Regions from separate parts of the Homo sapiens genome. Here regions 1 and 3 are each linked to region 2. A link is a contact called in ENCODE Hi-C or POLR2A ChIA-PET data. All regions are on one chromosome and are shown on one strand. The core of a region is the stretch at or near the end of the contact, and the rest is flanking DNA. Distances in the headings are between cores, read along the strand shown. Region 1 has its middle 26 kb from the start of TTC39B. Region 2 overlaps TTC39B (tetratricopeptide repeat domain 39B). Region 3 overlaps TTC39B (tetratricopeptide repeat domain 39B).

Evidence for each region. Hi-C counts contacts between places; a loop is a spot of excess contacts on that map. ChIA-PET counts read pairs that join two places held with the same protein, here RNA polymerase II (POLR2A). Pooled maps may share reads with other maps.
Region 1: a loop to region 2 is called in a map of naive thymus-derived CD4-positive, alpha-beta T cell, with 15 times the contacts of the local background. The contact joins two enhancer-like sites. A Hi-C loop is called at or near these places in 2 of 168 maps with a recorded cell type or tissue (CD4-positive, alpha-beta T cell and naive thymus-derived CD4-positive, alpha-beta T cell), 1 of 37 single-sample maps with no recorded cell type and 7 of 50 pooled maps. POLR2A ChIA-PET finds 5 or more read pairs at or near these places in 6 of 52 experiments (B cell, H1, WTC11 and 2 more).
Region 3: a map of aorta shows a loop between it and region 2 (2.8-fold over the local background). The contact joins two enhancer-like sites. A Hi-C loop is called at or near these places in 25 of 168 maps with a recorded cell type or tissue (B cell, IMR-90, MCF 10A and 18 more), 9 of 37 single-sample maps with no recorded cell type and 37 of 50 pooled maps. POLR2A ChIA-PET finds 5 or more read pairs at or near these places in 13 of 52 experiments (A549, BJ, GM12878 and 8 more).

What each region holds. Positions count from the first base shown.
Region 1 is chr9:15,331,184-15,335,120 of GRCh38, reverse strand. No RefSeq gene overlaps it. Among named protein-coding and RNA genes, the nearest start is that of TTC39B, 26 kb to the right of the region's middle. Within about 2 kb of position 1,625, at least 4 of the 41 ENCODE cell types and tissues checked have a DNase peak (open chromatin) inside an H3K27ac peak, as active enhancers do.
Region 2 is chr9:15,208,306-15,212,585 of GRCh38, reverse strand. TTC39B (tetratricopeptide repeat domain 39B) reads left to right here. Exons shown (of 20, transcript NM_152574.3): 5 at 1,189-1,320; 6 at 2,422-2,498. Among named protein-coding and RNA genes, the nearest start is that of TTC39B, 97 kb to the left of the region's middle. Within about 2 kb of position 1,310, at least 4 of the 41 ENCODE cell types and tissues checked have a DNase peak (open chromatin) inside an H3K27ac peak, as active enhancers do; they include ascending aorta and tibial artery, where a contact is called at or near this core.
Region 3 is chr9:15,294,316-15,298,549 of GRCh38, reverse strand. All of the region lies in intron 1 of TTC39B (tetratricopeptide repeat domain 39B), which reads left to right. Among named protein-coding and RNA genes, the nearest start is that of TTC39B, 11 kb to the left of the region's middle. Within about 2 kb of position 2,214, at least 16 of the 41 ENCODE cell types and tissues checked have a DNase peak (open chromatin) inside an H3K27ac peak, as active enhancers do; they include ascending aorta and tibial artery, where a contact is called at or near this core.

The DNA.
Region 1 (3,937 bases), core at 376-2,875, 120 kb before region 2:
TAGATTATTTTATGTACTCCTTACCACATCTTTATGAGTTATTGCCCCATTTTCTACATAAAGCAGTTGTGGTTTAGCTGGAGGAGATGACTTGCTAGGAGGCACAAAGCAGGGGAGCAGAGATTCTATTTGACCCTGGTTGGAACCTGGCCACTTTGTGCCATCTTGCCTCCCTAACGAAAAGCATCCATTGATGAGGCAAGGAATTGGAGTTGGCAAGATTCCTGAAAAGTCGAGTGAGAAATGATTGGGGCTTGCTTACCCATATTCTGGGCAGATGAAGAGAATAGGCATTGCAAAGGTGAAATGATAGAACTCGGTGATTGATCAAATATGGTGATGAGGAAGAGGAGTGAGTCAATAATGACTGAGTTTTCTCGCAGTCTGACTGGGAGAGGTTTGATGCACCAGGAGAAGTGTGAGAGGAGATGTCAAGGTGGCCGATGGAAACATAGACTTGGAGCTGGGTGGAAGTCTGGCTGGAGCCGTTGACTTGAAAATCCTCTATTTAAAGATAACAGTTTACAAGGGTAGTGGATAAGATGATCCAGAGAGATAGCACATGGAATGAGAAAAGGGTCAAGTCAGAAAAACTTTAGGAGTTAGGTCAGAGGAGGTATATATGGAATCCTGTAGTTAGAGAAGAAAAGAGAATGAAGAGTAAGGAATCAAAAGGAACGAGAACATCTGTCAGAGGAGCCCTTACCTCTGTCTCCATGACAACACGGACCTCAGCTATGATAAATTCTCTTTTTTTTTTTTTTTTTGAGATGGAGCCTCGCTCTGTCGCACCCAGGCTGGAGTGCAGTGGCACGATCTCGGCTCACTGCAACCTCCGCCTCCTGGGTTCAAGCGATCCTCCTGCCTCAGCCTCCCAAGTAGCTGGGATTGCAGGCGCCTGCCACCACACCTGGCGAATTTTTTGTATTTTTGGTAGAGATGGGGTTTCACCATGTTGGTCAGGCTGGTCTCAAACTTCTGACCTCAGGTGATCCGCCCACCTTGGCCTCCTAACAAATTCCCTTTTATGAGTGTTCATGTCTATAGGTTAGAGCATGACCTAACTAGAACTTTACCTTTAGAAATGCACATATTAATATATATTTTTGACCTGGATGCTAATGAAAGCTGGTGTTCAATTTTAATCTCTTGGTCTTTAAGAATGGGCATTATACTGAAAAGATTAAAAAACAGATGGAAAAAGTGAATCTAAAACATAAAAGAAAGAAACTATTTTGAGAATTAGATGAAAGAAAAAAAAAGAAAATGTGTCCTCTTTAACATCATAGGGAAGACTTCTGTCTTTCCAGGAGGAAGATGATAATTGAGTCAGTGTTTCAATGGTGTTTTGTAAACGCCAAAATTCCCAACTGGGCAGAAATCCTAGTTCCTCTTCCGTTTTTCACTCATTTCTTTGTTGGCTTCTGTTAAGCATTAACTTTTCTAGGAAATCTTCCCTGACTGAAGCAAAGCCATGTCCTCCTCAAGTGCCCTTGGTACTTTGAACCTTATTCTCAGAGTATTTACAAGGTGTGTCTGCTCAGGGCAGATTAACATTAACAGCACGGTGGACTTTACTGAGGTTTAAAATTCCTGGTCCTTCACTTGCTCAGATTCTGTGGGTGCTGGGACTTACAGAGAGTTAAAGGGTGACCTAAGCGGAAGGGGAAGCCAGATTGTAAGCAGGATGCATCCATATAAAAGCATTTATGATAAATTGCCTAAAGAGATGTCACAAGTAAGGGACCTGAATCTCCTAGCCTCTGGTAGTTGGTAGTTTGTAGTGATTTATTTTCTCACTGCAAATGGTCATTTTAATAACTACTCTATTTCTGAAGCTTCTTGCTGGTACTGGTGCCTCTGCCTGTCCTGGCATCCAGGTCACATTTGTAGATTCTTTTTACCTGTCTCTAGATCCAGCGAGCAGTTGGCATCTGGTATCCAGGAGATGGCACAGTGTGGCAAAAAAAAGCTCTGTACACATTTATACAGCACTTATTGCAGCACAAATTGACACAATCTTTCTGCAGGCAATTTAGCCAGATATAAGTCTTGCAAAATTTATACTTGTGTAAGAGATAGGTCTGGGTTCAGCTTCAAATAACTGAAACCCCAAATAATAATGGTTTAAAAAAGATGGTTATATCACTGTCATGCGAAATTCCAAGAGTGGTCCAGAGTTGTGATGTGTGTGAGCTCCAAAAGGGACTTGGTTTTCTTCCAGTTCAATCATGAACCAAGATGAGAGAACTACTTTCCCGGGAGCAGGATGGAGTGTATCCAATGAAGAATGTGTCCAATGGAGAAACAAAGGCCACATAATACCTCTGTCTAAGGAAGGGACCTGGAAGCTGCCACATAATAGTTTTGCTCATATCTCACTGAGGAGACTTCAATCACATAGCCACTCTTAGCTGCAAGGGACACTGGAAAATGTAGTCTACTCCTGATGGTCATGTGTCTGGCTAAAACTTTTGGAAGAAGGGAGAAAGAATAATAGGGAACAATTAATACTGTTCTGTGCCTTGCCTATTTTACTTTATATATCTTGGCAATGATTCAATGTTAGTACTTAAGGAGAATCCTTATTTTTATTATTTTTTAATTTTAATTTTTTTTTTTTTTTGAGATGGAGTCTCGCTCTGTCCCCCAGGCTGGAGTGCAGTGGTGCCATCTTGGCTCTCTGCAATCTCCGCCTCCTGGGTTCAAGCGATTCTCATGCCTCAGCCTCCCGAGTAGCTGGGACTACAGGCATGCACCACCATGCCTGGCTAATTTTTTTTTGTATTTTTTGTAGAGACGGTGGTCTCACTATGTTGCTCAGGCTGGTCGCGAACTCCAGAGCTCAGGCGATTTGCCCACCTCAGCCTCCCAAAGTGTTGGGATTATGGGCGTGAGCCACTGCACCTGGCATTTTTATTTTTATTTTTTAAGGCTGAATAATAATACTCCATTGTTTTATAGTATCAACAATTCTTTTATTTTTTTTTGAGATGTGGTCTCATGCTGTCACCCAGGTTGGAGTGCAGTGGCTGATCTCGGCTCACCACAACCTCCACCTCCCAGGCTCAAGCGAGCCTCCCACCTCAGCCTCTCAAGTAGCTGGGATTACAGGCATGCACCACCATGCCCAGCTAATTTTTGTACTTTGTTTGTAGAGATGGGGTTTCACCATGTTGCCCAGGCTGGTCTTGAATTCCTGAACTCAAGCCATCCATCAGTCTTGGCTTCCCAAAGTGCTGGGATTACAGGCACAAACTACCACACCTGGCCACCAATCCCTCACTGATGGATGGTTTCAGTAGTTCCCAAATTTGCGTTGTTAAAAATATCACTGCAATGAGTAACCTTGCACATAGGTAGTTTCACATATATGTGAGTATATCTGTAGGATAAGTTCCCAGATGTGGAATTGCAGGAAATTTGTAATTCTGGTTGATTATTGCTAAATTGCCCTCATTAGAATTGTTGCAATGAAAAGCTCAGTATCGGTCGGGCAGAGTGGCTCACACCTGTAATCCCAGCACTTGGGGAGGCTGAGATGGGAGGATTGCTTGAGTCTAGGGGTTCAAGACTGGTGTGGGCAAGACCCCATCTCTAGAAAAAATTTAAAAACTTAGCCAGGTGTAATGGCGCATGTCTGTGGTCCCAGCTATATGGGAGGCTGAGGTGGGACGATCACTTTAGCCCAGGAGATTGAGGCTGCACTGAGCTGTGTTCATGCCACTGCACTCCAGTCTGGTTGACAGAGTGAGACCCTGTCTCAAAAACAACAACAACAACAACAACAACAACTCAATATCAACAATAAGCCTTTCCAACATAGCATTTTATGAAACTTTTAAATCTTTCCCTGTCTCGTAGGTAATATGCAATTTTACAAATGAAAAATAGTGCTATGATTAAAAACTTAAGAGTAGCAGAATATGCAAACCCA
Region 2 (4,280 bases), core at 61-2,560:
GGCATGGTGGTGCATGCCTGTAATCCCAGCTACTCGGGAAGCCGAGGCAGGAGAATCACTTGAACCCGGGAGGCGGAGGTTGTGGTGAGCCGAGATTGTGCCATTGTACTTCAGCCTGGGCAACAAGAGCGAAGCTCTGTCTCAAAAAAAATTAAATAAATAAAAATACTTTTCCCTCACTTGAATCATTTTTTTTTTTTTTTTTGCTTCTTGAAAGAGCTTTCAGTTAAAAATGTGAGGTTTGAAACCACAATTAATGATTAACTTTGGGCTGCTCTGATTCCTTGTGGTTCTTTTGAACAGATAGTGCCCTCAATGTTCAGGACAAGCTGCAAATTACCAAAGGATGTTTAGACTATTTCCATGGAGGCAAAGAATAATGTGGCTTGCATTTGTTTTGCATGGCAGCAGGCTGTTATGCATTAATATTTAAATTAAAAACAAAACCATGCATTACCATTTTAAACCTTATAAATAATTAATACAGCTTAAGAAGTTTTGAGAAAATAAATGATGTTCTCATAGCCCGAGAATCTGGATGTCTGCCATCTATTAGGACTAGTTCTAGTTAACATCCTTAAGAATCCTGAAGCAGTTCTCACTGTAACTTGATGATTTGAAATATCAAGAACTTTAATCAGGAACTTCAGATAATGGGATTAGACTAGATACAAGGTCTGACAACTACTTTGGTCATGGCTCTTGTGACCAGCCTAACTTATTCCAAAATCTTGTTTGCTCTTGGCCTTTGGCTGGCGAGGAGAGGGATTATTTTATATAAGCCTTTATTTTTGAAAAAATATATCAGAATCTCTCTGTCAAAAAATACATTTCCAGCGGCCTTTATTTTAGCACTTATTTCAGAGCCAAAGGCCGTGTGCTGCCCCTTTTTCAACAGAAAACAGTTTGCTTGCAATCTGCCTGCAGGCTGCCCTCTTGTGTTGAAATAGGGAAATGCATATTGTCCCCTTCAACCTGGAACATTTTGTTCTGCCTGTGTGGGTTTACATTGGAAAGTCCTTGGTACTTGAGTTTTTAAGAGGTTACTTTTCACCACCCATATAATTTCAGTGATTATGGTGAAGGAATAAAGGTTACTGTGCAAGTCAGGACATGCATTTACTAGGATTTCTTATGATCAGTATTTCCATTGAATTAAAATGTCTGAATTCCCTGTGTTCTTCCCAGGGCTAAGGAGAGTATGTACCATGCCTTGGGCTACAGTACCATTGTGGTGTTGCAGGCTGTCCTGACCTTCGAGCAACAGGACATCCAGAACGGCATTTCTGCCATGAAGGACGCTTTACAAACCTGCCAAAAGTATGACGAGTCATTAAATACTTAAGATGTGACTGCAAACTTTTATGCCTGTGTGACAAAAATAATGTCATTTGCCTGACCAAAAGCTCTGTGTTTGAAATTGGCCACAGTTACAGAAAAGAAATTCAGCCTCGAAGCTGAAGGATTCCCATTTGGCATCTACATATTCCACTTTTCTTTTTGATAGCCTGGGGTCTGAGCTACAGAGATCTGGGGGGGATTTCGGGGGGATTTCAGTGGGATTAGCAGCAAGCATCTCTCAATGTAGATGACATTAGGTACTGCATGCCAAACCAAGCCACACAAGGAACATTCTTGTTTTAAGTGGGAGATGCAAATTCATGAGGGAATGTTTTATTTGTTTAAGAAGGACCTGTTTTTGAACACTTTTGTTTGGTGAAAATGAGATAGATTTTTAGTTTTATTTTAAGCTTTACTTTGTGTGTATAGGAAGACCCTATCAAAATTTTTTTCAAGGGGTAAGTTATTTTGATATCTTTTAAAAAATGATAGGTGTTTCACAGTATGGAAGATGCTTGGTTTGTGGACATTTAGGAATATTCAAGAATCCAGGAATGGCTGGCTGCAGCACCCTGATCAGATGGATGGGAGGAAATGACCCCTGTTGCTGTCAATTGCTTGATGTGCCCCCCATAGGACTAGGGCAGAAGGTTCATGATCAGAAGGTTAACATGGGTGAAATTACATCCTGATGTAATTGTGTTGTAAGCTCCTCAAATGAAGAGAGCTTCCAAATATTGCACTTTAACTTCATTTTTAACCTGTGGAGAATTTTACCACAAATACTGATTTTAGTTATAGGGATAAGGGAAGGTACTTTGGAGGTTAGTTTTCATTGGTGTGTGTGGGTTTCCCCACGTGGTGTTCAGTAGCACAGACTGAGTTCCCACAAATGGCTAGCCAGTGCTGCATGTAGAGTGTTGGAAAAGGATGATCTGTGTCCTATAGACTTCAGGGTTTAGAGTTTCAGCTTTTTGACTCTTTGGTGTGATAGTGACTGAAATGAACGTCAAATGAAAATGAGCTCAGCCTGATTTTTTTTTTCTATTTTCTATCTCCCTTTTTATTTATTCAATGTAGATACAGGAAAAAATACACAGTTGTAGAATCTTTCTCAAGTCTTCTTTCTAGAGGATCCCTGGAGCAACTGAGTGAAGGTAAAAGTCATTTAAAAGATCACTTTTTTCCTTGATTTTAATAGTTAAATGATCATCTCATAAAATTCCATCCTGAAGTATATAAAGTAAATGGAATGTCTTTTTCTCTTCCCTATCATACTCACCCTCTGGAAGAAATCATTGTTAATAGTTCATTTTGAAGCCTTTTCTGTGTACATACTCAAATACATAAATAAGGTACACATAAGGTTTTTGTTGTTGCTCATGGATTGTTCATTTTTTTTTTGCAAGCATAGAATCACATAATAGGTGTTGTCCTACAATGTGAATTTGACATTGACACTTCCCCAGATCGTTACATGTGAGTGTTTAACAGCTGTGTGGTATTCCATAGGATTGATATACTGTACTTTACTTGGCTTTTCTCTATGGTTTTTATTTTTTCACTGATATGAATAATGGTGTCCTAGAATCCTTATACATATGGATTCATGCATTTTAAAAAGTTATTTCATAAGATAGATTCCTAAAAGTGGAAGAACCAGGACTGACAGTTTGAAAACTTACAATATTTATAGGTATTCCCAGTTTTTTTCTACATATAGGTCAGTTTATATTCTTAGCATTCATCTTTGAGAGTTTCAGTTTTCCACAAGCTATTAAACATTTTTTTCAAAGTGAAAGTAATTTTGATATCTTTTAAAAATGATAATGTTTCACAGTATGGAAGATGCTTGGTTTGTGGACATTTAGGAATATTCAAGAATCCAGGAATGGCTGGCTGCGGCACCCTGATCAGATAGATGGGAGGAAATGACCCCTGTTGCTGTCAATTGCTTGACGTGCCCCCTGGGACTAGGGCAGAAGGTTCATGATCAGTTCTGTCTTTTCAGTGTTACACTCTAGTCCACAATAGTTTACAAGAAAGGAGCATCTAAATATTCCTGTAGAAGGAAAAAAAAAAGTCCTTCAAATGTCACTATTGTAGAATAAAGCTTTTGCCATCCCAGGAGAATCTGTGCCTGTATTGCCATTGTCAAACATGTTCTCTGAAGAGGTAACACAAAATACTAGAATATACCATACTAGAGAACACAAAATACAAAGCTACTAGAAGTAGCTTTGGCTGATTAGAGCAAGAGCAATTCTGGATATTGCTGTCAGAGTAGTTTCTAATGGTCAAGTGTATGTCAGACATATTTTTGAGTGTGTTTTATTAGGAAGTTTTGTTTATTTTGTTAGATGAGTATTATCAACTTGTTATGGACGTTGGAGAACTTGGGAACATTTGCATGATGTGAAGCTAGAGTATTGATTATAGGAGAGGAATTATGAGACATTTCACATCTTTGGGACTTATTTCAAAGGGGCATGATGTTGACCCCAAAACCATGGTCAAACAGAATGGCATTTCATTGGTCATTCTAGGCAGCTGAAACCCATCATCTTTTTCTCCAGAAACTGACCTCCAACTATTTGTAAGAATGTATTTATCCTCTTGACTTCGGATAGAATGTGTCTGCATATTTTCCATCTTTGAGCTGCTTATGTAAATTAGTCCCGTTAGACCTAAAGTTCACTAAAATGGGTTAATGAGAAATCAAATAGGCCCAAAAGAAATTGAACCTTTTTGTTGTATTCTCCTTTCTGTTACTCTCTCTATGGTTTCCCTCTAGTGGCCCATTGACCTCTGCCTCCCTTTTTCCTTTTAGTATGAAGGCTGATATTTGAGATTTTTTTTAGCTGCATTTTGGCATGAATGACATGGTATTTTTTGTATGAGTATAAATAATAATAATAATTTGGCCGGGTGTGGTGGCT
Region 3 (4,234 bases), core at 965-3,464, 85 kb before region 2:
TTTCATAAAGGGCAGTTTCCCCGCACACACTCTCTTGCCTGCTGCCATGTAAGATGTGCCTTTGCTCCTCCTTCATCTTTCACCATGATTTTGAGGCTTTCCCAGCCGTGTGGAAATGTGAGTCCATTAAACCTCTTTTTCTTTATAAATTATGCAGTCTTGGGTATTTCTTCACAGCAGTATGAAAATGGACTAATACAATTATGGAGCGTGAGAAGCCCTACCATATGCTGTCTGCAAGCTGGAGAGCTGCAGAGGCTGGTAGCGTGGCTCAGTCCAAGCACAGAGGCCTCAAAACCATGGAAGCTGATGGTATAACTCAGTCTGAGGATGAAGGCTTCAGAACCTGGGGGACTACAGGTGCAAGTTCTGGAGACCGAATGCTGGAGAACCTTGAGTTCTGATGTCCAAGAGAAGGAGAAAAAGGACTTCCCAGCTCCAGAAGAGGGAAAAAGCAAATTTGGCTTTCCTCTGTCTTCTTGTTCTATCTGGGTCCTCTGCTGAGTGGATGGTACCCAAAACTTTGGGTGAGGGTAGGTCTTCCTTACCCTGTTCATGGATTCAAATGCCAGTCTCTTCTGGAAACACTCTCCCAGACATACCCATAAATAAAATCTTTACCTGTTCTCTCTATCTGGGTATCCCTTAATCCAGTCAACTTGACACCTAAAATTAACCATCACAGGTAAGAAGGGCCGTTCAGAGACTTTCATGTCAGATTGTGGAGATCATGGTGTGCATCTGCGGGTTTCAGTGAGGAGTGGTGGGGAGCAAGCAGTATTTTAGGTGGCTCCCTGGCAAGGCGTGGAGGCTGATTGGAGGTAGACAAGCCCAGAGTGACGGAGGCTGGTGTTTTGTTTTGTTTGTTGAATGATTATTGGGACTCACTGACGACCCAAGGGTACCTAATAATTAAGGCAACATGATGGGTAAGATATGGTGTGGATCCCTCTGAAAAAGGCAGTTAGAAATATGGACACAGACAGCTGTAACCTGGAGTGCAGGGTAGAGTCTAGAGAGGGTTCAAGTGTCCTGTGCTCCAAGGAGAAGAGGGCTGTCACAGGGTGGTCCACCTGGACATTCTCTCTCCTGCCTGCTGCCCACCCCACCTGCTGACTTGTTTCCAGACCAAGTCTTTACTGACTAGCTGTGTGACTTAGAGCAAGTCCCTTAATGTTTTTGAGCCTTGTTTTCCTCATAGGCGACACGAAGGAGTTGAAACTGATGATCTGTCTGTAAAAGTTCCTTTGAGTTTTTGACATGTGTCTTCTAGAAGGTGACATTCGACCTGGGCTTCATGAGGTGGAATTTCAGCAGGCAGCAAGGGAGGAGATCACCCCTCATTCCTTCAGGCAGAGGGAACAGCAGGGGAACTGCGCTCCTCAGGCGTGGTGAAGTAGGCTGGAGGCCATGTGGTTGGAGCACAGTATATGCCCCCTTTAAGTGATTAATGCAGGAGAGCTGCTGTGAGTGTGTTCCAGCCAGATTGATCAGAATCTGGCCTTGAATGCTTAGCTACCGAGTTTGGCTTTTCTTTTTTCTTTTCTTTTCTTTTTTCTTAAAGAGACAGGGTCTTGCTCTGTCACACAGGCTAGATTAGAGTGGTGTGATCATGGCTTACTGCAGACTTGACCCCCTGGGCTCAAGGGATCCTCTTGGCTCGCATGATCCCCCAGCCTTGGCCTCTCAAAGTGCTGAGACTACAGGCATAAGCCACCATGCCTGGCCCTGCCTTTTAAAAAAATTTGCTTTTGGCCAGGCGCAGTGGCTCATGTCTGTAATCCCAGCACTTTGGGAGGCCGAGGCAGGGGGGTATCACCTGAGATCAGGAATTTGAGACCAGCCTGGCCACCATGGTGAAACCCAGTCTCTATTAAAAATACAAAAATTTGCTGGGCATGGTGGCATATGCCTGTAATCCCAGCTACTCGGGAGGCTGAGGCAGGAGAATTGCTTGAACCTGGGAGGCGGAGATTGCAGTGAGCCGAGATTGAGCTATTGAGCTCCAGCCTAGGCAAAAAGAGTGAAATTCCTTCTCAAAAAAAAAATTGCTTTTTTTGACAGTGGAGACACACATGCACCCTTCTGTATTTGGGGAATATTTTTGCTTTTCTTCTTCTTTTGGGGTAAAGGAAGCAACAATAATGATTTCCATTTGTTTGGTTTCACTTTCCCTTTCCCAACCCCATTTCTAAGGTACAGTTTTAAACGGATGCCTGTAAACTGAAATGCAGTGGGTGGTTAAGGAGACAGACAAGGTCAGAGGCACTTGGGTAATTTCACAGGTTTATATTTCATCACATAGACTTTTACCTTCGGACTAAGTTCTGAGATAGAAAACCAACTTGAGCCACGGTGCTCGTGTGGGCAGCAGGACCAGTCACAGCTTCTTTGAGGAAATGCTTGGTCCTCCTTTTTTCCCTCCCTGTTTTCTCAGACCACTTTGTCCTGGCATTCTGGACAACCATGAGTCACAGTCCTTACACTCAGAACCAAAGGAAACAAACCTCAGAGTCTCACATTGTTTTTCAGACCAAATGGAGTATTATCTTTTTGAGAGGAGGTAGACAAGACAGATGAGGACAGAGAGGGAGAGTCCTCAAGAGGGGGAAGTGAGGCCTGACTCCAAAATCCTCCCCCAAAAGTACTCATATGTCACCCCCTGTGCAGAATCATCAATCAAGGGCTCATTGACCCATACCAGGTCCTCCATGTGCAGAGCAGCACTGAGTTTCTGAGAGAGTGGCCAGCTGGGCTTAGATTCTGGCTTCCCATTTCCTCTCTGACTTTGAACATGTGATTTCACTTCTGACATTCTTCATTTATGAAGGATGAAGTCAGATTATATTTTATAAAGCACCTGACACATAGAAGGTACTACTAAAATGCAAATTTACTTTCTCTTTATGCTTTTAAAGTCTTGCTGCTACTGGTTCATTATCTATGGATTTAATGAAGAATCTGCAGCTAACATTTCAGTATGTTGAAATATATTTTTACCTTATTTTTGCAGTCAATTGAAAAGAGAATTCTACAGAAGAAGCAGAAGGGAAGTGATTGGCCCGAGGTCACTCAGCTGGCTTAGGCACAGAATCAGGGTTAGAAGCTAGATTCCCTAACTCTAAACCCTTTGCCCTTTACACTAGGTCAAGCAGCCACAAACTTCTCAAACTTGACTAAGAGGTTAAATGCAGCCTGCCCACCTCCTGCCTATTTTTGTAAATAAAGTTTAATTGGAGCACAGCCATACCCATTTGTTTAGGTGTTGCCTATGGCTACTTTTGCCCTACTGTGGTACAGTTGGGAAACAGATGTGTGGCTCACACAGCCTAAATATTTATATGCCTTTTATGGAGGAAGTTTGCTGACCCTGGTACTAGGTGGTCAGCAAACTTCTGACCTTCTGGGGTGTTTAAGTTTGTTTGTAATGTATTGTAAGCCTTATGAATTAAATGTGCTTGTTTCCTTCATGTGCATGTAAGCATCAAAAAATAGGAAAAATAGAAAATTACTTGACACATCCCATTAATTGGTTTGGTTGTAAGTTCTGGAGTCAGTTGGACGTGGGCTTGAATCCCTGCTCCTCCATGTATAACCTGGGATAAGTTAACTCAATCTATCTATTCCATATTCACCAGAGAAATGGCGATAATAGAACCTGTTGTGAGGGTTCAGGGAGGCCTATGCAGCGCTTATCGTGGGGGGCCCAGAAGTTGGCTTGTGGCATTGTCAAGGCTGCACTCTGTGGCTGCTCACAGGCATTGTGTAAAGATTGGCCCAGCCAGAGTCTTGCAGAAAAACCTTCCTCTGTGATGGAGTCCTGTAGGATAAATAAGTCACCTCTCAGGCTAATACCCAGGACTCCAGCTGGGAAATTCTTCAAGTTTACATCCTCCCACCTTTCCTTTCCTTTCCTGAGTGGGAGGGGAAACCACTTCACACAAAAGAGAGCAGTAAACAGGGGCTCAAAGGGCCATCTGTTCCAGCTCTATCTAAAACTGAAAAGTGTTAATATTTGTCAGCAAGGGAGGTGATAATGCCAGCAATATTTTGGAAACAGCATTTGGTCGCTGACACATAAATGGTGTTGTAACCTTTGTTTTCTCCAAACATTTTGGTCAATGTCATAAAGTTCTTACAGGGTTTTCAGGTAGCACCTAGATGTTGGTAGGAGACTATGGCCTGTAAAAGGTATGTTTGTGTTCAGTTACTGAACGTAAGAGGCTAAAAGGTA